Linked DNA regions of Homo sapiens: all the other regions are linked to region 2. The links are chromatin contacts, found by Hi-C or POLR2A ChIA-PET in ENCODE. All regions are on one chromosome and are shown on one strand. The core of a region is the stretch at or near the end of the contact, and the rest is flanking DNA. Distances in the headings are between cores, read along the strand shown.

Region 1 (3,624 bases), core at 559-3,058, 33 kb before region 2:
TACAGGCAAGTCCTGACTCCCTGTGTGCTCCCAAATGTCTCCAGTGACCTATCATGGCTCCTCCTGTTTGACTTGTTAGCTCTAGCCCCAGTATCACAAATGGATGAAATGACCAAAAAAAGAAAAAATAGTTTAGTTTTGTTATCAGGAAGTTTCTATGGAAATAGTTACGCAATGGGTGTGAAGAAGTGTAGAATGGTCTACTGAGATTTTCTGCTGGATTAGCTGTACCAAGTAGTTAGGCTCAGGGAAGCCAAGAAAACACAACTCTGAATCATGAGGGGTTGATGCCCAGCACAGAATAGAAGGAAGTTTCTAGTGGAGTATAGACCATGAATCAACCTGCCAACTTCCGAGTAAGGAGGACAGGCTGGAGGCAAGTGTGCATAGGCAGATTTTATTCCTAGGCTTCTTTGTTATCTTGAAAGCCAGGCCTAGTTTTCATCTTCTATTGGAGGGAATAAAACGACCATGGGAATTCTAGTGATGGGCAGAGGAAAGAGAGAAAAGCATTCTGATGGTTAGTATTATGTATCAACGTGACTGGGTAAGGGGATGCCCAGGTACTTAATTAAATGTTATTCTGGATGTGTGTCTGTGAGGGTGTTTCTGGATGAGGGTAACATTTGAATCAGTAGACTGAGGGAAGCAGATTGCCTTCCCCAGGATGGGTGGACCTCATCCCACCCATTGGAGGCTTGAATAGAACAAAAAGATGGAGTAAGGAAGACTTTGCTCTCCTTGCCTGTCTTTGAGCTGGGACATTGATCTTCTCTTGCCTTCAGTCTAGACACAGTTATTGGACTAGGACTTGGACTGGAATTTGTACCACTAGCTCTCTTGGTTCTCAAGCCTTTAGACTTGAGCCAAAATAATACCATTGGCTCTCCTGGGTTTACAACTTGTTGACTGTAGATTGTGGGAGTTCTCAGTCTCCATACCCATATGAACCAATGACTTATAGTATAACTCTTTATACATGTACATCCTGTTGGTTCTGTTTCTCTGGAGAACCCTGACTAACAGAAGTATTTTCTTCTCTCTACTACATTCTCTTTACTTTGATACCTCCATATGAAACTTGTGAATAGACACAGCCCTGGGAGAGATCGGGAAGAGAGAAAAGAATAACTCTTAGGCTCCATAAATAGTTTAAATGCTGGAAATTTAAGAGTGGGCTGGGAGTAATGGCCACAGGGCTGGCTTCATGGGAATGCAACCTAAGCATTTACTTAGGTCTTGAACTCAGGGTGGTCCACAGTTGGTTTTACGCTCTGCTGTTGCAGTCTTGAAATTCATGATAAGTTTTGAATAAGAAGTGCCACATTTTCATGTTGCGCTGGTTTGTACAAATGATATAGCCAGTCTTGAATGGACAGATGGTTGTGCCACTTGCAGAAATGTTGGTGACAGGGGCAGGAAGTGACGACAATGACTACTGCCACAGGTAGTGTTCCTCACTGCCTCCATTTCCCCTCCTTGCCATTAACTTAGGAGCCAGGGACTCTGATTTCTGCTTTAAACAGTTACATAAAGGAAAGGGGAAAATTCTGATTATACAAAGCTAAAGAAGCTACCCAATGACAAAATGTACACTGTAGTACCATTCTGGGCCCTCAGGCTAAGTTTCATTACCCTTTGTAACATAAAACCTCTCCAGCACTGACTAAGAAGTTAAGCAATGTGGATAGTCTGGCAAGGCCTCCACCTCCCCCACAGAGATAATTTGAGCTCCCCAGTGCAGAAGACGGTGAGTCAAGTGCATTTTGCTGGAGGTAGTCATCAGAGGGTACTAGGGAGTAGGTTCTGAGGCTGCCCTGATGCCTGCCAGGCTGGGCATGGCCAAATTGTGCATGTCAGTACCAGATCTGTAGACGCTTACAGCTCATGGGCTTCCTTGGGGAAATTTCAAGCTGATTGTAGTCAGTATTCTAGGCACATTTCAGTTTTATGTAACCTCATCTCCCATTCTCCAGGACATCTAGCACTCTCCAAATGACAAAACTTCCTAACTTTCAAAACAGTTTTTTAGATGTTTCATGACAGCTAGTAGCTGGTAAAGTCTGGGAAGTAACACCTTTCTATGGTCTCCTTGTTGCCTTCATTTAGATGCAAATTCTGCTCCTGTGATTCCTTTTGGCCTGCAACATAAAGAGTTTCAGTCAATGGATTTTTCCTCTCTTCATTCACAACACACATACGTGCACACTCACGCACACTAGTGCACTGAGTATTCCTCCCTCTATCTTTTGAAAAGAGTCCCACTTTTCTTGGGGAAACTCTTCTTTCCCTATTCCATGTGATCTGCTTAGAATGAATGATCTTTGTGGCTTTGTGTCATTCCAATGGTAGTGACCAGCAGGGCCTATGGATTAGTCCCAGTTACCAAGATTCCCAAAGCTGTTCCCTTCCCATCCTTCTGAGTGTTCAATACTATATTTTATTCTGTGAGCTATCCAGGACTTATTACTGAACTTCTTTTTTTGCTTAAGTTTATCAAGGTCCATTTCTGTGGTTTGGGATCAAGAAACCTATTGATTTGGAATGAAACACCATTTTGGAGGGCCTTCTCTACCCCAATTTTTCTGAAAGTGATAACATCATAATCATGTTGCTTAGCAGTCAAGTCTTTCCTAAGGAAGGATGATATATTGTATGGGATATTAAAAGCTTACTGCAGTTAGTACTAGCCTTATTCTTTTTACTGTAGGAATTCAGGTTGTATAAGCAGCAAAACTTCTTAACTTGCTATGTGATTTTTTAGGTGATTGGTAAAATTAAGCCAACTAGTAGAATAGATGGAGCAGTTTCCAGCCTGAGTACTCTTTAGAGGTTCGTGAAGCAAAAAGAGAGCATCCAGGCCCTCTGGTCCTTGCCAGCTGCAGCAGAGTGGGTGGCAAGAATCACTAGTATTAGGGCTAGCCAGATGCACAGACAGCTCAGAGGGAGGCATGCTGGGGGTGCAAGGATGGGGAGAAGGGAAGTTCAAACTCAAATGGTATTTCTTTGAGGTTGACTTGGAGACAATTCTGTTCTCTATCATTATGAATAAGTGGAGAAAAGTAAAAATGGCATTAACTAAATTTGATAATGGTACTAAATAAGGTAATATGCTTAGTAGTCCGGAAGACCAGAGAAAAATTAAAAATGATCTTAATGGTCTTATAGAAACAAGGTGGTATTACACAGGACCTGGACTCTCCCCTTAAAAAACTTAAAAGTATTTTAAGGGAATTGATCACTGACTGTTTAAAGAGGAAGGAAGGTAGCACAATATAATAGAAAGAGGGACTTTGGGGTGGCTGAGTGGGGTGGCTCATGCCTATAATCTCAGCACTTTGAGAAGCTAGGCGGGCGGATTGCTTGAGCTCAGGAGTTTGAGTCCAACCTAGAAAACATGGTGAAATTTTGTTTCTACTTAAAAAAAAAAAAAGGGTACCTGTAGTCCCAGCTACTCAGGAAGGTGAGATGGGAGGGTTTCTTGAGACAGGGGATGGAATTTGCAGTAAGCCAAGATTGTGCCACTGCACTCCAGCCTGGGCAACAGAGTGAGACCCTTTCTCAAATAATAAAAAATTAAGGAAAAAAGAAAGAGGGACTTTGGAGCCAAATAGATTTACATTC
Region 2 (3,524 bases), core at 529-3,028:
CCAAAAGAACAAGGCTCCCTAACGCTTGCTACCAACAGGTGCCAGTAAAAGATGCCTCCCTTTGTTCTATATGAATTTAGATAAAATGTTTGTTTTACATATGAATTGGTATCAAAAAGCAAGTTGGTTCTGTCTAAGAAAGCAAAGGCCTGAATAAGAGCAAGGTAATAGATTTAAGGATGGAGATGATCATGATGATGCCATTGATAATTACAATACCTTGCATTTCTATTGTTCTTTCCAGCATGCAAAGCTCTTTCAATTTCATCATCTCATCCCACCATCACAACGCTGGGAGATCAGTTAGGTTCGTATTAGTTTTGCCATTTTATATGAAAGCCAAGTCTTAGGTAAGTAAACTGATGTGTCTCAGGACCTCACTCCAGGAAAGATAAAATCAGGTTGAAACCCATGTTTTAGGACTCTGAGCCCCAGAATGTTCTGCTTCTCTGGAATACAGTCTGATGAGATTGTGAATCAAAAAGATACCTCACTGCCCGGTAGTATAGGTAATTATATTATCACAAAGGTTTTGGGTAAACATAATGGAGAAAACAATGTTGACAGGCCGATAAAACGGGAATAGCTCACTAAAGGAGATTGTGTAATCTTTCCTTCATGGAGGATTTATCTGAAACAACAGGTTTCTAGTATTCCCTACAGCATTCCAAACCCTGTTTCCAGAAGGCAATTTGCCAATAGGTATCAAAAACATTAAAGGCATGACTAATGGTAACCTCAGACAAATGACTCAGCATCTCCAAAGTCAGTTTCCTCATCTGTAAATAGTAGGGTTTGGGGGAGGATTAAATAATGTTTTGTAAAGTACCTGGCACAGAGGGTGTATTTGATAAATATTGTCAATGTTTTAAGAGTAATGATGACAATATTTTCACTTGTAAGAGGAAATAAGCACAAAGATTTTGTGATAAAGACATTCTTTGCTGTGTTTTTACAAGTACTAGTGAAAAGTTGGAAACAACCTGATTCCAGCAGTAGAGAATTGGTAGAATAGGGTCTGCTGGTATATCTAGCAGCCTAGATTATTATTAGGCAGTCATTTAAAAGGACACAAAATATGTTATTACATGGCAAGATGATCTTGATTTATTGTATTTTAAAAAACAAGTTTAGAATGTTAAATACAGTGTGCTTTTTTGTTATACGTAGATATGGGTAAAAATCTGGATGGGTTTACATCACTATCTTAACAGGTATTGATCCTGGAGAGAGAATTATGAATACCTTTTACTTTATTATTTTTGCTTCTCTGTATTTAAGTTTTTTCAACAATAACATGTACATCATTTAAAATAAAATTATATTTATTTTTAAATTTCAGGCTTTCTTACTTACCCTTCTCTCCCTCAGTTTATCAGATCTGTGCTGCAGGGCACTAGAAACAGACAACATTCACTAAAAGCCATTTACTAAACATTCACTAAAATAACAAGTATTAATACTTTTTGAGTATCTACTATTGCCCAGGCACTGTTCTAACCAGATGGACAAAACTGCCATCAGAGAGCTTAGCTTTAGTGGAGGGAAGACCCAAAATAGACACATGAAGAAGGGAGAGTAGACCCCACATCCAGAAAAGATGAAAATTTCTATTCCTCCTAGCAACGCTTGCTTCCCACTCCTACAAGCACCCTGCAGTCTGAGATCCAACGTCATTTCTTTGGATAAAGGCCACTTATCTTGTAAAGCGAACAGTCTGCTTAAGTGTAACATGCTGTGTCAATACTGGTAATTTATACCTTGGTGTGAGTCATTTCCTGAGAATAGATTATCTGACCGTAAAGGGAAAAGGGCTGGGAGTGAAAGTACACTGAAGAAAAGGCAAGGGAGGGGATGGGAGAAGGAATCTGGCTTCAAAGCTTCCCAATTTTAGAAAAGTAGAGGATGTGAAAATGGAGTGGGCTGGGGTGGAGTGTTGGTGTGCCACCGACACAAGTGGGGAAGGAATGTGCAAGTGGGGTCAAACTTCACACATTTCTCTAGGTTTTTAGGAACTGATCTTGGTTGTAGCAGCTTTTCTATAGATCTGAACACAAATGTCACTTCCTCTTCTCTTTCCCTTTTCTTTTCTCTTCCTCTGACTTCCCGTTTTATTGTTCACCAGCAAATCCATCTTTTTTTTTTTTTTTTTTTTTGAGATGGAGTCTCGCTCTGTCGCCCAGGCTGGAGTATAGTGGTGCTATCTCGGCTCACTGCAACATCTCTCTCTCGGGTTCAAGCGATTCTCCTGCCTCAGCCTCCCTAGTAGCTGGGACTACAGGTGCCCGTCACCACACTCGGCTAATTTTTGTATTTATCGTAGAGATGGGGTTTCGCCACATTGGCCAGGCTTGTCTCGAACTTCAGGTGATCCACCTGCCTTGGCCTCCCAAAGTGTTGGGATTGCAGGTGTGAACCACCGTGACTGGCCAAATCCACCTTTTACATGTTGTTGTTTTTTAATGTTTGATTTTTTAATTTTTGAGATGGAGTCTCGCTTTGTCACCCAGGCTGGAGTGCAGTGGTGCCATCTCAGCTCACTGCAACTTCTGCCTCCTGGGTTCAAGTGATTCTCCTGCCTCAGCCTCCTGAGTAGCTAGGACTACAGGCATGTGCAACCACACTGGGGCAATTTTTGTATTTTCAGTAGAATATGGGGTTTCACCACCATGTTGGCCAGATTGGTCTCGAACTCCTGACCTCAAATGATCCACCTGCCTCAGCTTGGCAAAGGGCTGAGATTACAGGCGTGAGCCACCGTGCCTAGCCAAAGTGTAGTTTTAATGTTATCTGTGCAGTAAGGCTTGATCCTCCCACACTCTACCTCTTTTCTCACCCCTAGTTGGGCAGAAATTCTCTGGATTCTCTGACACCACTTTATCAGATAACAAGACTCCAAGTTAATCCTATGCAACAATTACTTTCTACATTGAGTTGTAGTTGTAAAAGTAAACACTGTCTCGCTTACAGGAGAAGATGATCGTTAAGGGTAGGGTCTATGTCTATGAATCTTTGTATGGTTCAATGACAACATTAAGGAAACACCAGATTAAAGTCATTACCCTCATGGTGGCACAATTTGCGGTACATATTACAGGTTTAATAAGTATTTGTTGGATGAATTGAATGAATGAACGAATGAACCCAACATTTGCTTCTTACAGGTGCCACTCAGCCACCCGCGCTGGGATTTGACTCAACCGTAAGTTGCCAGGGAAACAGCCAGATTAGATCCTACGACATTTCTTTGTTCCATTCCCATTCTCACTTCTAGACCACATCACCTGGAAGGAGATAAAACCCTGGATCTGGAAGAATTTGGGATGCTGGGCAATATTTAACCCAAATAGAGGGGCTAGCTGCCAGTCTGACTGTCTCGGCGGAGTAATACTGCAGTAATTATGTGATAGTCTTGTGTATATCAAAAGAATATTTGATGTCCTGAGGGCAGTGGAGAGCATGAGAAAGAAAAATACGCCTGGATGGAGACATTTAAAATACTAGCTAGGTGTTTAACAACTGCG
Region 3 (3,554 bases), core at 111-2,610, 54 kb before region 2:
TGCCCATTCAGTATGATATTGGCTGTGGGTTTGTCATAGATAGTTCTTATTATTTTGAGATACGTCCCATTAATACCTAATTTATTGAGAGTTTTTAGCATGAAGCATTGTTGAATTTTGTCAAAGGCCTTTTCTGCATCTATTGAGATAATCATGTGGTTTTTGTCTTTGGTTCTGTTTATATGCTGGATTACATTTATTGATTTGTGTATTTTGAACCAGCCTTGCATCCCAGGGATGAAGCCCACTTGATTTTGGTGGATAAACTTTTTGATGTGCTGCTGGATTCGGTTTGCCAGTATTTTACTGAGGATTTTTGCATCAATGTTGGTCAAGGAGATTGGTCTAAAATTCTCTTTTTTTGTTGTGTCTCTGCCAGGCTTTGGTATCTGGACGATACTGGCCTCATAAAATGAGTTAGGGAGGTTTCCCTCTTTTTCTATTGATTGGAATAGTTTCAGAAGGAATGGTACCAGCTCCTCCTTGTACCTCTGGTAGAATTCTGCTGTGAATCCATCTGGTCCTGGACTCTTTTTGGTTGGTATGCTATTGATTATTGCCACAATTTCAGAGCCTGTTATTGGTCTATTCAGAGATTCAACTTCTTCCTGGTTTAGTCTTGGGAGGGTGTATGTGTCCAGGAATCTATCCATTTCTTCTAGATTTTCCCGTTTATTTGCGTAGAGGTTTTTGTAGTATTCTCTGATGGTAGTTTGTATATCTGTGGGATCGGTGGTGATATCCCCTTTATGATTTTTTATTGCATCTATTTGATTCTTCTCTCTTTTCTTCTTTATTAGTCTTGCTAGCGGTCTATCAATTTTGTTGATCTTGTAGTTCTTGGCCTAAGCGGACACTGGATAATACGTACCTTTGAACATTCGGCATATCTTTGCAAATAACAGCTGCTTTTGGTTATGTTGGTGGCCACTGCTGTTCTTTTTCTGGCTGGGAAAGGTTTCAGTCAACATATTGCCTGTGAGGAGCTGATTTTCCTAAAGGACTCTCCTGCCCCCAATGCACATAATTCACAAAGCTCTTCAATATTGAGATCTTGGGTATGGTTATTAATTGGTTAATTCTTTGCCTGTCTCCAGAGCTTCAGCTGGATGAGTAACTGGGTGAATGCCTATGTGGCAAGTTGCTCTTCAGGATGAGAAACTACATGAAAGTGTAGCCCCAAGAAACCAGGTGCTCTCAAATGAGTCACTGGTAACAAGCAGACAACACATGTTTGTCCACTTTACCTGCCCCAACCCCTCCCGCCCTTACTCCAAAGTCTGCTCACACTCCACCCTCTGCAGGTAAAACAACTGGGTGAAAGGACACATTTTTGCAACCAAGATAAGGCTAGAATGACTATTCTCTCTACCCAATTACTCATCAGGAAAGCATTTTTAAGGGTCAGCACAATCATGAGTAAGTTTGTTAAAGGGTTTTCCTTTTTTTTCTCTGACTTACAAGGGAGATGCACTTTGCACTTTTTTTTTCTTTTTTTCTTTCTTTTTTCTTTCTTTCTTTTTTTTTTTTTTTTTAGTAAAAACAAGTATAAGGTGGATATTGTTCCTTGGATACAGACATCTAGCTGAAGCCAAATGCATCTTTGGCCAATAAAATGCCATAGGCCTTCTTGGTTCCACTACACCAAGCTACACTGTGGGACATCCTCGCAGATGTGGGCCCAGGGGTGGTGGGGGCAGCATCTGGCTAACTGACCTGCTTTGGGGTTCTGGCTGCTCTCTTCATTCTCACTTCCAAAGGCTGCTGGAGTCTCTCTGTTAGCTATGACTTGGACATAAAATGATCTCGAAATGTTATGTGTTCCCTCATACTGAGTTATTTTTAACTAAGCCTATAGGCTTCAGCCTGGTATTCTAGTCCCTGCACAATCTGTTTCCAATCAACTGCTATTGCTGGTGTTTACCTTCTGAAGACCTCATTCTTCTCTAACTCATGAGATGTAATAGTTATGGACTCTGGACTCAGAAAAACTCAGGTTCTAAACAATCTCAATTCATTATTGAGTTATAACTTTGCTTTCCCCACCTCCACACGCTTGCTCACATTGTTCTCTTGGCCTGGAACGTCATCTCTGCCCTTTCACATACGAACAAACCCTATTCACATTTAAGGTCAAGCTCAAATACTACCTTGTAGCCCTTCCTAACTACACAACTAGGTACAATCTCCTTTTCTTCTGAGTTAGCTTGGCATCCCATCTGTTTGCCGTTTCTCATACCTGTTTGCCATTTCTCATACCTTGATTTTGTTTCCAGGGCTCTCACTTCTGCGTTTCTACTTTAAATCTCTGTCATAAAACCAATTACATGATAGAGTCACCAGATAAAATACCAGGTAAAATACACCAGATAAAATAAGGACACCCAGTCAAATTTCAACTTCTTGTCAAACAAATACATTTGTTTAAGTATGGCCCAAATATCGCATAGGAAATACTTAAGCAAATTTGTCACTTATGTGAAATTGAAATTTAACCGAGCACCTTGTGTTTTGTGTCTGGCAACTCTTCATACGTGACTCTTTTTAATAAATGGTGAGCATTTATCTGGCTCCTTTGTGGTACTGAACATTATGTGACAGTAGGAACCTTGTCTCATTCATCTTGCAGCCCTGATGTTTCTTCCTCAAAGCACTTGCTGGGCAAATCCTTGTTAATTAATAAAGGGATTTTCATACCAGTAGGTATGGGCACACAGCACAGTTCTGAGAGCCTCAGTGTTGGAATCAGATGGACCTGGATGTGTCATATTCCTACCACAAGACTAAGTTTGTGAGGCTTAGCAAGTTAACTACCTTTCAAAGCATTCTCATTTGTAAAATAGGAAGAAGAGTGTACTTATTCCATAGAGTTATTCTCTTTATGCATATAAAGGGCTTAGCACAATGTCTGGCTTACAGAAAGTGCTTCATAGCTGTTAGCTATTACTTTTGGAAATTATGAAATACATTCAGATCAGAGCAGCAACTACTCTGCTACAGGCAGTAAGAATTACATAAATGACCTAACTATACAGAGTTTGGAGCATACAAATTCAAGACGGATCCCAGACCTCCTTTGGAGAGAGTCCTTAACTTGTTTGATTTTTCTTCCTGTTCCCCAAACCAACAGTATGTCCTCATCTCGGGCTAATGTTTGTGTCTGGCTTTCTAAGATGTCACTTCTTTGTCTCTGGGTCTAAGCCTACCTTCCCCAGCATCCTGAGATACTGTTGTAGCTCTTCACTCCGCCCTTCCTGACAGTATTTTACCTTCCTATTCTCCCTTTCCTCTGGTCCTGGGTGCTTAGTTTCCCAACCAGAAATTAATTGCTGCTTCCTTTGAACAGCATTGCCTTTGTGTGTGTGTAAATATATGAGTATACATGTGTGTGTAACAGGGAAAGAAATAAGTCATTTTGGCATCTCCTAATTATCCAGGCAGAGCTGGTTGGTGGGTGGCCAACTGCAAAATCATTCAAATCTGATATGTATTTGTTGCTATTAGGACATGTGTAAAGAACAGCCTCACTGACTTTAATGGCACCTCTATGCTGT

What was found. Hi-C counts contacts between places; a loop is a spot of excess contacts on that map. ChIA-PET counts read pairs that join two places held with the same protein, here RNA polymerase II (POLR2A). Pooled maps may share reads with other maps.
Region 1: a map of PC-9 shows a loop between it and region 2 (7-fold over the local background). The contact joins two enhancer-like sites. A Hi-C loop is called at or near these places in 6 of 168 maps with a recorded cell type or tissue (HepG2, IMR-90, PC-3 and 3 more) and 5 of 50 pooled maps. POLR2A ChIA-PET finds 5 or more read pairs at or near these places in 8 of 52 experiments (AG04450, BJ, HEK293 and 5 more).
Region 3: a loop to region 2 is called in a map of PC-9, with 11 times the contacts of the local background. The contact joins two enhancer-like sites. A Hi-C loop is called at or near these places in 7 of 168 maps with a recorded cell type or tissue (Caco-2, Calu3, HCT116 and 4 more) and 3 of 50 pooled maps. POLR2A ChIA-PET finds 5 or more read pairs at or near these places in 4 of 52 experiments (BJ, MCF 10A, activated CD4-positive, alpha-beta T cell and 1 more).

The regions. Positions count from the first base shown.
Region 1 is chr6:47,166,500-47,170,123 of GRCh38, reverse strand. No RefSeq gene overlaps it. Among named protein-coding and RNA genes, the nearest start is that of ADGRF1, 130 kb to the right of the region's middle. Within about 2 kb of position 1,808, at least 5 of the 41 ENCODE cell types and tissues checked have a DNase peak (open chromatin) inside an H3K27ac peak, as active enhancers do; they include PC-3, PC-9, Panc1 and 1 more, where a contact is called at or near this core.
Region 2 is chr6:47,133,110-47,136,633 of GRCh38, reverse strand. LOC105375081 (a long non-coding RNA gene) reads left to right here. Exons shown (of 5, transcript XR_926864.3): 2 at 245-307; 3 at 3,165-3,202. Among named protein-coding and RNA genes, the nearest start is that of ADGRF1, 93 kb to the right of the region's middle. Within about 2 kb of position 1,778, at least 10 of the 41 ENCODE cell types and tissues checked have a DNase peak (open chromatin) inside an H3K27ac peak, as active enhancers do; they include PC-3, PC-9, Panc1 and 1 more, where a contact is called at or near this core.
Region 3 is chr6:47,186,482-47,190,035 of GRCh38, reverse strand. No RefSeq gene overlaps it. Among named protein-coding and RNA genes, the nearest start is that of TNFRSF21, 120 kb to the left of the region's middle. Within about 2 kb of position 1,360, at least 3 of the 41 ENCODE cell types and tissues checked have a DNase peak (open chromatin) inside an H3K27ac peak, as active enhancers do; they include PC-9, where a contact is called at or near this core.